2 separate regions of the Homo sapiens genome follow, and region 1 is linked to region 2. Evidence: chromatin loops called from intact Hi-C (ENCODE). Cell type or tissue: pancreas. All regions are shown on one strand.

Region 1 (5,000 bases), 420 kb after region 2:
GGGACTACTGGTTAATATACTGAAGTGAGTAGAAGAGTTAAGCTGAAATTTTATAGAAGAAAAAAAAAGAATTGAAAAAAAAAAAAACTGAGCTCTTAGTGCTAACTTTTCTCCAATCACTTAAAATCAAAGTATAGCGTTCTCCTTCTAAATCAGGACCAGCTGTTTTCACAAAGAAAACATCCAAATCACCTAATCACAGAATTAATCTATCCAGAAAGAATATTCTAAGAACATATTATATGTGCCAGACATTGTTGACTTTTTAAAGCTACTCCATTTGTAGAACAAGTTCTATTTAGAAGAGCCTCAACTTTATTTGCACTATTTCTTCCAAGAGTTCTCAAGGAAAAAGAAAAAAATCCATGTTTCTTCCCACTTTCGGAAGAACTGAGAGCTGGAACATAGAAAAATTCAAGGACAGGCCAGGCGCAGTGGCTCACACCTGTAATCCCAGCACTCTGGGAGGCCAAGGCCCACACAGAGATTCCACTACCTTTTTTCTCTTTTACTTCATATAAACTTTCATCACAACAAGATGAGAAAATTAGCCGGGCATGTTGGTGGGTGCCTATAATCCAGCCACTCGGAGGCTGAGGCAGGGAACTGAACCCAGGAGGCGGAGGTTGCATTGAGCAGAGATCACGCCACTGCACTCCAGCCTAGGCAACAGGGCGAGACTCTGTCTCAAAAAAAAAAAAAAAAAAAAAAAATTCAAGGACAAAAAAACTGGGCCCAAGACTTATAAGAGTATATTGCTTCTTAGACTATTTTGACTTTAGGTGAATCAATCTAATATCTACATTCTTTTTTCTTTTTCATAAATGATAATCTGCTTTTTGCTTCAATGCCCAGGAAGACAGAAACACCCAAGTGAGGTAAAAGACTTCTATGGAAGATGCCCTTATCTAAGTTAAATAACCTGTCAGAATTTTCATAATTTTCATGGGAAAAGAAGCCCATACCAGGCCTATGCCAGGCAATGGGCTAATATCTGTATTTTTAAAATTTAATTGCATATATAACCTTAGATCAAACAATTCCACTTCTAAATGTTACATTTACAGATATATTTATACATGTATACATTATATACATTTATATATTTATGTATACTTTGTATACATGTATACAAAGAATATTCACTGCACTCTTCTTTGTTGTAGTAAAGACTAGATACAATCTAAACATCCCTCGATACAGGAAAGCCTAAATAAAGTAAGGCCTATTCACATAACGTAATACTATGAAAAGGAGGAGATACTGCCATGGTACTATCTCCAAGATGTGAAATAAAGAGAAATGAAAATGAGAAAGTGAGTATGCTACTATTTATATTTTTTTTCTAAAAAAAAAATGAAGAAAATATAGACATATATGCATTTGCATGCACAGACTATCTCTGGTAGCATAGTTCTTCAGAGGCAAAGCAACAAGGTCTAGGAACAGGGTAAACATCTTTTCAGGGACTGAATTTTCTGTTCTAACCATATGTACATATTACCTATTAACATTTTCTTTACATTAAAGCTCAAAATGTTTAAAGCTTTCCAGAGACCAAGAAGTTAATCCTAAAATAACAGCAAATGTTTCCCTCAAAGAGAAAAGGGTTAGAAACTCTGGCTTCATTAAATCTATCATGAGACCAATCTTAGCAATCAGGATGGTTGTGACAATAGCCCCTAACTTCTAAGGGCCTTGAAGGCAGCATCACCTGGCTGGAATGCTCTGGGCCTTTCTTTTTTTCCCTTGGGTTTTCTGTGTCTGCTCTTCACCATCCACTTCATCTTCCTTCACTAATTCATTTACATCATCTTCACTATACTCTCCACCTGAAATCACATAACAGGGTGATCAGACAGGAATAAAGGTTTTCACATCAAGATGAGACATTTTCATTAATACAAGCTTTCACACCGAGACATTTTCATTAAGAAAAAGTGAATTTTCCCCTACTCTTCACCTAACGAAAACATCATTTCCTTGGGGAAGTCTTCTCTGCCCCTGAAGACTACCCTACGTTCTTCTATCGTAGGCTTCCATGGCAGTCTCTATTTCCCCTCCAAAACTCATCCCACTTATATTTAATGTTGGTAATTTCTGCTGTGCTGTATACTCCAAGAGGACATAAACCCTGTTCATTGTGACTTTTAAGTATTCACTAAATGAATGAGTGAATGAACAGAAATTTCAATTCTACTAATGTGTTTCTCAAAGAAGAAACTGATGCACTACCTCATCTTGGGTATCTTTCAAATCTAATTTAAAAAACACTTTGTCTTCTCAATAAAAGAAGTTTAAAAGGAAACCTAAAGACTTCCAGTTAAACATAGCAGAAAGAACAAACACACCCATGTCCCATTGTCAGACACTGACATTCAAGGGTCCCCAACAAAAGAGTGTTGCTTGGATGTCTGACCACATGCTGTGGGTACCAGTCAATAAACCAACCCTGCCCACACAGAGATTCCACTACCTTTTTCCTCTTTTACTTCATATAAACTTTCAATTGAAGTGTACATACCAAAAAGCACACAAATCTAATATACAGTTCAATGGAATGACACACAGTGAACACACTTGCATAACCAGGGCCCCAGCTCGAGGAACTGAACATTAGCAGCATCCCAGAAGGCCCCCTGTGCTCCCTTCCAGTCACTAACAACTGCCCTACCCCTAAAGGGAACCAATATCCTGACTTCTAAAGTCACGGGTTAGTTTTGCCTGCTTTTCAACTTTCAACAGAAGCCTGCAGTGTGTACTCTTCTGTGTCTGGCTTCTTTTATTCAACATTATGTTTGTGAGAGTCACCCACATTGTTGCAGTGTAGCTGTAGTTTATTCATTCTCACTCCTGAACAGTAAATAGTGTGTCATTGTATGACTATACCATAATCCGTTTATTCATTCTACTGCTGATGCACAACTAGGTTGTTTCCAATTTGGAGTCATTACAAACAGTACTGTTGTGATACTCCTGTGCATCCAATCAGCTTTATTTATTTATTGAGACGGAGTCTTGCTCTGTCACCCAGGCTGGAGTGCAGTGGCGCGATCTTGGCTCACTACAACCTCTGCCTCCCAAGTTCAAGCGATTCTCCTGCCTTGGCCTCCTGAGTAGCTGACATTACAGAAGTGTGCCACCACACCCAGCTGATTTTTATACTTTTAGTAGAGATGGGGTTTTATCATGTTGGCCAGGCTGGTTTTGAATTCTGACCTCAGGTGATCCAGCCGCCTTGGCCTCCCAAAGTGCTGCGATTACAGACAGGAGCCACCGCACACGGCCTCCAATCAGCTTTTAAATACTTCACTTATAATGTACCAAGGACCACCAAACACTTGAGAAAAGCCTCCAATATGAAAGGCAAGATTCAAGACAAACAGAAAGGAATTCAGAGGAAACAAAATTAGTGCAGAAAGAGGGGATGGGGAGGGGGACAGATTAAAAACTTAAGGAAAAAGGATTTGTAATTAATATCCTGAAAGAGGTAAGAGAAACTGTGGCATCCATGGAATAAAAATAAGACTTTTAAAATAATTCAGAAAAATGAAACAAACAAAAAAGCTCGTAAAAACTAAAACAATGATAAAAGAGATTTAAAAAAAAAAAAAAAAGGTAAACCAGTGGCTCACGCCTATAATCTCAGCCCTTTGGGAGGCCGAGGCAGGTGGTTCGCCTGAGCCCAGGAGTTGAAGACCAGCCTGGGCAACTGTGAAACCCTGTCTCTACAAAAAAATACAAAAATTAGCTGGGCTTGGTGGTACACACCTCTAGTCTAAGCTGAGGCAGAAAGATCACTTGAGCCTGGGAGGTCAAAGCTAGAGTGAGCCAAGATCACACCACTGCACTCCAGCCTGGGTAACAGAGCAAGACCCTGTCTCAAAAAAATAAATACATAAATTAAAAAATTTTTTAAAGGCGATGAGAAGGAGCCAGCTGTGTGAAAATCTGGAGAATAAGCATTTGAGGCTGAGGTGGAAACAATCAATATCCAAAATGGAATTCTGTTTGACATCCCAAACACCAAGGGCTAAGTGACAGTGTTTCATGAAGAGAGCAGTGAGTTCCTGCTTAAGACAGCAATCTGAACATAGAAATGTAATTTTACTTCCTCCTGAACCTAGTGAGACCCCATATCTAAAAAAAATTTTTAAACATTAGCCAGGCATGGTGGAGAATGCCTATGGTCCCAGCTGCTTGGGAGGCTAAGGGGAGGATCACTTGAACCCAGGAGGTCAAGGCTGAAGTGAGCCATGAACACGCTACTGCATTCCAGCCTGGGTGACAGTGAGACCCTGTCTCAAAAACAAAAACAAAAACAAATACCACCCCAAAATACAAAGAAACACAAATGTATTTACCTTTTTATCCAGCAGTCCCACTTCTATCCCAGAATATATAATAGTTTATTCACTCAGTACTGTTTGTAATAACAAAAAATTAGAAACAACTCAAGTTGTCTCACAGTAAGTGACTGGCTGAAAATGCTATGGTCCATCTAAATAATGGAATACCACAGTCATTACAATGCAATGTGTAAAATTTCTATGTATTTACCTCCAAGATATACTCTTAAGTTAAACAGAAAAAAAAGGAGAGGAAAAGCAAAAGAACAGTGTATGAAATATGCCAGCTCTGGATGAGGAAAAAGGAAGAATTAAGAATATGCTTATATTTGTTTGTATATGGAAAAAGCGACACTAGAAGGATAAACAAGAAACTAATGAAAACAGCTCCTTATAAGGGTCAGGATAAAACAGAGTAGAAGCAAGAGTTCACTGTGTTTATCTCTCTACAGAACTTTGAAAATCTCTTAAATTCAAAAGTTTGAATAAATAAACATAACTGTATACCAAAATGATAACATAACCACATAAACAAAAGATCTATTCCCAGGACTTTAAAAACAGTATTCTGACTATACATCTTCATCAAGATGCATTCCAAAGACAAAAAAAAAAAAGTTCTACTCTGTGTAGTAACATCAATGCTGGTAT
Region 2 (5,000 bases):
TATACACATACTCATATAGGCACCTACAGATAATTTATTAGATGTTGGCACATTTTGTTTCTTCCTATTTTTACTTCTCTTGCAAAAATTCTTACTTCTACAGGGCTGTTTGCTCACCTCCAGGTATTTCATGCTTGCAAATAGGTTTCCTCCTGTTTCCAGGCTGGCCACAATGGAACAATCAATACCTGTGACGGGCTAGCCTTGCTCTTTTTGGTTTTCTTTTAATATTTCTGAACATCCTGTTTTGGTCCCCCAGTTTAGAAGTATCTGGGGTCATTTAATAGGTGGAAGTCAGCTAAGCCAGGGACTGTGTGATACTCACAGCCAGCACCTAGCACTTGATAAATAGTTGTTCAGCAGTCACAGTGGCTCATGATGTAATCCCAGCACTTTGTGAAGCCGAAGTGGGAGGACTGCTTGAGGCCAGGAGTACCGGCCTGGACAACATGGGGAAACTCCCATCTCTACTATATATGTATGTATATACACATATATATATATCATATGTATATTTTGAGACAGTCTCGTTCTGTTGCCCAGTCTGGAGTGCAGTGACGCGATCTCAGCCCATTGCAACCTCTGTCTCGCGGGTTCAAGCCATTCTCCTGCCTCAGCTACCCAAGTAGCTGGGATCACAGGCGTGAGCTACCACACCTGGCTAATTTATTTATTTTTTATTTTCATTTTTTTTTAGTAGAAATGAGGTTTCACCATGTTGGTCAGGCTGGTTGCAAACTCCTAACCTCAGGTGATCCCCTGCCCCATCTCCCCCCACCCCCCCACCCCCAGCCTCCCACAGTGCTGGAATTACAAGCATGAGCCACCGTGCCCGGCCTGATTTTGAAATTTTTAACAGACTTTTACTCGGGAGGCTGAGGCAGAAGAATCACTTGAACCTGGAAGGCGGAGGTTGTCCAGCCTGGGAGGAGCAAGGCTCCGTCTCAAAAAAAAAAAAAAAGAAAAGAAAAAAAAGAAAAAGAAAAACAGGGCGGGCGCGGTGGCTCATGCCTGTAATCCTAACACTTTGGGAGGCCAAGGCAGGTGGATTACCTGAGGTCAGGAGTTCAAGACCAGCCTGGCCAATACGGTGAAACCCCGCCTCTACTAAAAATACAAAAAATTAGCCAGGTGCAGTGTGGCATGTGCCTGTAATCCCAGCTACTCGGGAGGCTGAGGCAGGAGAATCACTTGAATCCGGGAGGCGGAGGTTGCGGTGAGCCGAGGTTACGCCACACCACTCCAGCCTGGGTGACAGGGCGAGATTACGTCTCAAAAACAAAAACAAAACAAAACAAAAAAAACAGTTGTTCAATAAATGAATGTGAATATAGGAGAAAGACGGCTTGAGGTAGCAAAGGAACACTCCCTTGCAAATGATTCAGGCTTGGTCAACAATACACCTATTGAGTACCCACCGTGTCCTTGGCCCGTGGTGAGGGCCGAAACACAGCACATGGTAAACAAAACAGGGCTCCAGCCTTGGACAGAAGGTTTCTATAATCACTTCTAGCTGCGTTGTTCTATTTCCATACCCATATCTATTCACTTTTTATGGTACATCTATTGATTCTGAAAATTACATTTTAGCTAAGGAATCTACTCATTTGCTTAAGCCCAAAATAGGAAGTTATGATCTAGTGTCAGCAAAACGCCGGATTCACAAGTGTCCCCATGGCGCTGTTTACCCCCAAATAACTAAACCCCGCCAAATGTTGAGATTCCGGACGTGAGGGGTGCTTGGATGGGGAACCCCCGAAAGAATGGACATCACGTCCACCAGAGGGTGCTGTGGGGGCAAATTTGTGCCAGGAGGGGAGCTCGACCGGTGACCCTCAGAGCCAGGTAGGCGTAAGGAGTAAATCTCCTTCTTCCCGGTGTTTCCTTCCCACCCCCTCGAACCATTGCTGCCCCTCCCCCATACTTGGTTCCCCCTGAATAATTTGCCACTTTCGGGGACTTAAGAAGTGTTTGCTTTTGAAAGACATCTGGTTTCTGTGGCTAACGCCCAGTGGTCAGGCCGCCCAGGTCACAGGCCGGCCGGGGGCGGGCGGTGGGTGGGGACTGCTGGGGCGTCAGCGGCCCAGGCGCCGCAGGGACCGCGAAAGGGTTAACCCGGCGGGGGGAGGGGGAGGGGGCGCGGGCCGCGCCTGCGCTCTGCCGCCCTCCATTGTCTCCACGGCGGCGAGGAGCGCCGGCGAGCGCAGCCCGGGACCGAGCGGGGCGGCGCGGCTGGCGGGGCCGGCGGCGGCTGAAGCGAGAGCGCGACGCGACGCGACCGCGGCTTCCCGAGCTGCGCCTGGCCGCCCAGCGCCGCGGCCCGCCCGAGGCCTGGAGGGGTCCGGGCCGCCGTCCATGGTCGCGGCGTCCTGAGGCGGGGGACGCGCCCGGCGCCCCCGGCCCTCCTCCGCCTCCTCCCGCGGGGCGGGCGGCCTCCTCCGGCGCCTCCCCGCGCCCGCCCGCCGCTCGCCGCCGCCTCCCTCCCTCCTTCCCTGCGGCTCCCCCGGCTTTCGGAGCCCGGGGGCGGCCTGTGGCGCGCGGAGCCCGCGCCGGACTGCGCCTCTTTGGACCTTGAGGGGAAACATGCGTTTGCCTTGGATCGTTTGAAATTCTGAGTTTGGGATCCCCGCCCGCCCGCCTGCCTCTTCCGCCCCGCGGGTTTTTTCCTTTTTTCCTTTTGCTTTTTTTCCTTTTCTCCCTCCGGGTCTCCTTTTTGACTCCCTCCCCCTTTATGCTCGCCCAGCCCTCCCCCTGCTGCTGAGAAGTGGGGGAGGGTCTCGGCCTCCAGGTTCCCGCCCCACCGGGGCCCGGGCGAGCATGGGGGGCAAGCAGAGCACGGCGGCCCGCTCCCGGGGCCCCTTCCCGGGGGTCTCCACCGATGACAGCGCCGTGCCGCCGCCGGGAGGGGCGCCCCATTTCGGGCACTACCGGACGGGCGGCGGGGCCATGGGGCTGCGCAGCCGCTCGGTCAGCTCGGTGGCAGGCATGGGCATGGACCCCAGCACGGCCGGGGGGGTGCCCTTTGGCCTCTACACCCCCGCCTCCCGGGGCACCGGCGACTCCGAGAGGGCGCCCGGCGGCGGAGGGTCTGCGTCCGACTCCACCTATGCCCATGGCAATGGTTACCAGGAGACGGGCGGCGGTCACCATAGAGACGGGATGCTGTACCTGGGCTCCCGAGCCTCGCTGGCGGATGCTCTACCTCTGCACATCGCACCCAGGTGGTTCAGCTCGCATAGTGGTGAGTCCGCGGGTGGTGGAGGCCTCGGAGGGAGGGCGCGCCGGGGCGCCCCAAGCCTTCGCGTGCGTGCCAAGGTTTGGGAATGTAGTGCACGACCGGGATCTGTCTGCATTCCCTTTGGTTCCCGATGCCAAGGGATAAATGGGATACCTACCGTCTGGAAACTAGGCTTTCTGCGAGGCTGCGGAGCCTGGCGATTTAGGGACTCACGGCGTGTGTTCACTTGTGGAAGGGCAGAGCGAAGCCTACCTATTGGAGTTCCATTTATTGGCATCACCCTCCTCAGAGAAGAGGTCGTGTCTGGCTGAGAGCAAGTCAGCCTGGGTACTTCCATTCTGCCACTGCAGCACTGTGCCTGCCTCACCGGTAACGGAGAGATGGAGCCAGTTGGAGCAAGCAGTGTCTCCTAAACAGAGTGTGTGAAAATGAAATAAAATCAGGGGCAAGTGATGCCTGGATTAGGGCTCTCACTCTTGCTGGGAGAGAGAGGTGCCCAGTTTTGCCACCCTGCTGGAGATCTGTTTGAAATGTTTAAAATGGAGCAGCCGGCAGGCGGCTGGCATAGACAGGTGTGGCTGCTGTACGGAGGGCCCAGCCGGCGAGTCTCGCGGGGGCTTTGCAGGACCCGGGCTGTGGTCACCCGTACTGCATGCAGCAGGCTTGGCTCCGCGACTCTCGCCTCCCTCCATCTTTTTTTCTTCTGCTCCATGCTAAGTGCTTGGTCTTCCCGTGAATCTGCATCTTTTTGTAACAGGGAGCCTGTCACGGTGGGGCATTATTGCCTGGCTGTTGGCACATGACTGGGGAAAAGGAGGATTCAGAGAATCTGGATGAATTCATTTTATGAACTTCTGGTGACAGGCCAGCAAAAGGTTGGAGGGGGATTTCCCAGGCTCCTAGCGGGAGGGCAAAAAAGGCCTGGCAGGAGGAAAACAGGTCTGTCTGCTAGGTCAGGCATCTAGAAAATTGGCCAAAAGGGATGTGGGGGCCGCTATTTGCTAATTGGCAAGTTGAGTGATGAAGTTACATCTTAAGATTCTTTTGGGTGAGTTGGGAAAATTTAGATAGTGTAGGGGAAAGATTGCTCCTGCCTTTAGGGTACTTTATGGAGGGTAATATCTGTTGGATCACTCTTTTAACTACTGTGAAATAGGGTTGACTTTTGGGGTATCTCTTTCCCCCCCCCTGCAAATAGCCTGGGGTTTGTTTTCATTTGGTTTGGTTTTTTGTCAATTCTGTAAACTTTAATTTGTGAAATAGTGTTGGGGGAGAAACGATTAGTGACTAATTTAGGGTAACACTTAGAAGTAGCTTGTGAATTGTTAGGATGATATTTTAATCTCTGACAGACCTCCGGATATCATTGGAGCTTTTCTGACCTCATGGAACTCTGCCCTGAGTGAGAAGCAGGACATGATTGCCTTTGGCTCTTTCAGGCATTTGATCAAAATTAGGCATTTTGAAATTAATAATTTTTCCTATGGAATTTAGTCCAGAGAGTTAGCCATATTTTTGAGATGACTAGTTTGGTGTTTAAAAGAACTGTAATGAGCATCTGGTTTTGAACTTAAAAGTACTGTAAGAAGTTTCTCTAAAATCACAGAATTTTTTGTGTTGAAAAACATATGAGATATGTAGGGAGGAAGAAAGGGAGTGCTTTTTTTGCTAAAATTTCTTAAGCCTCTTACTAAAAATTTATTTATTATGCTACTACCAGGTTCCATGCTACAGTTATGAGCTTGTAGTTGGATTCCAGAAT

What was found. Peaks named below come from ENCODE experiments on the same cell type or tissue, not always from the same donor. Only the 100,000 strongest peaks of a DNase experiment are listed, where the experiment ranks them.
Region 1: a loop joins it to region 2, with 4 times the contacts of the local background. A loop is called at or near these places in 1 of 110 quality-filtered maps.

What each region holds. Positions count from the first base shown.
Region 1 is chr16:75,412,864-75,417,863 of GRCh38, forward strand. It overlaps CFDP1 (craniofacial development protein 1), which reads right to left. Exons shown (of 7, transcript NM_006324.3): 2 at 1,715-1,832. Among named protein-coding and RNA genes, the nearest start is that of CFDP1, 18 kb to the right of the region's middle. In pancreas, no CTCF peak of the experiment used is centred here; no DNase peak of the experiment used is centred here.
Region 2 is chr16:74,996,855-75,001,854 of GRCh38, forward strand. ZNRF1 (zinc and ring finger 1) reads left to right here and starts at 2,170. Exons shown (of 5, transcript NM_032268.5): 1 at 2,170-3,241. The coding sequence starts at 2,818. RefSeq lists silencers at 1,962-2,481, 2,882-3,191 and an enhancer at 3,982-4,041. In pancreas, a CTCF peak has its summit at 1,787 (motif pointing right); DNase peaks (open chromatin) are centred at 1,797, 2,117, 2,537 and 3,037; H3K4me3 peaks cover 2,258 bases; H3K27ac peaks cover 2,506 bases.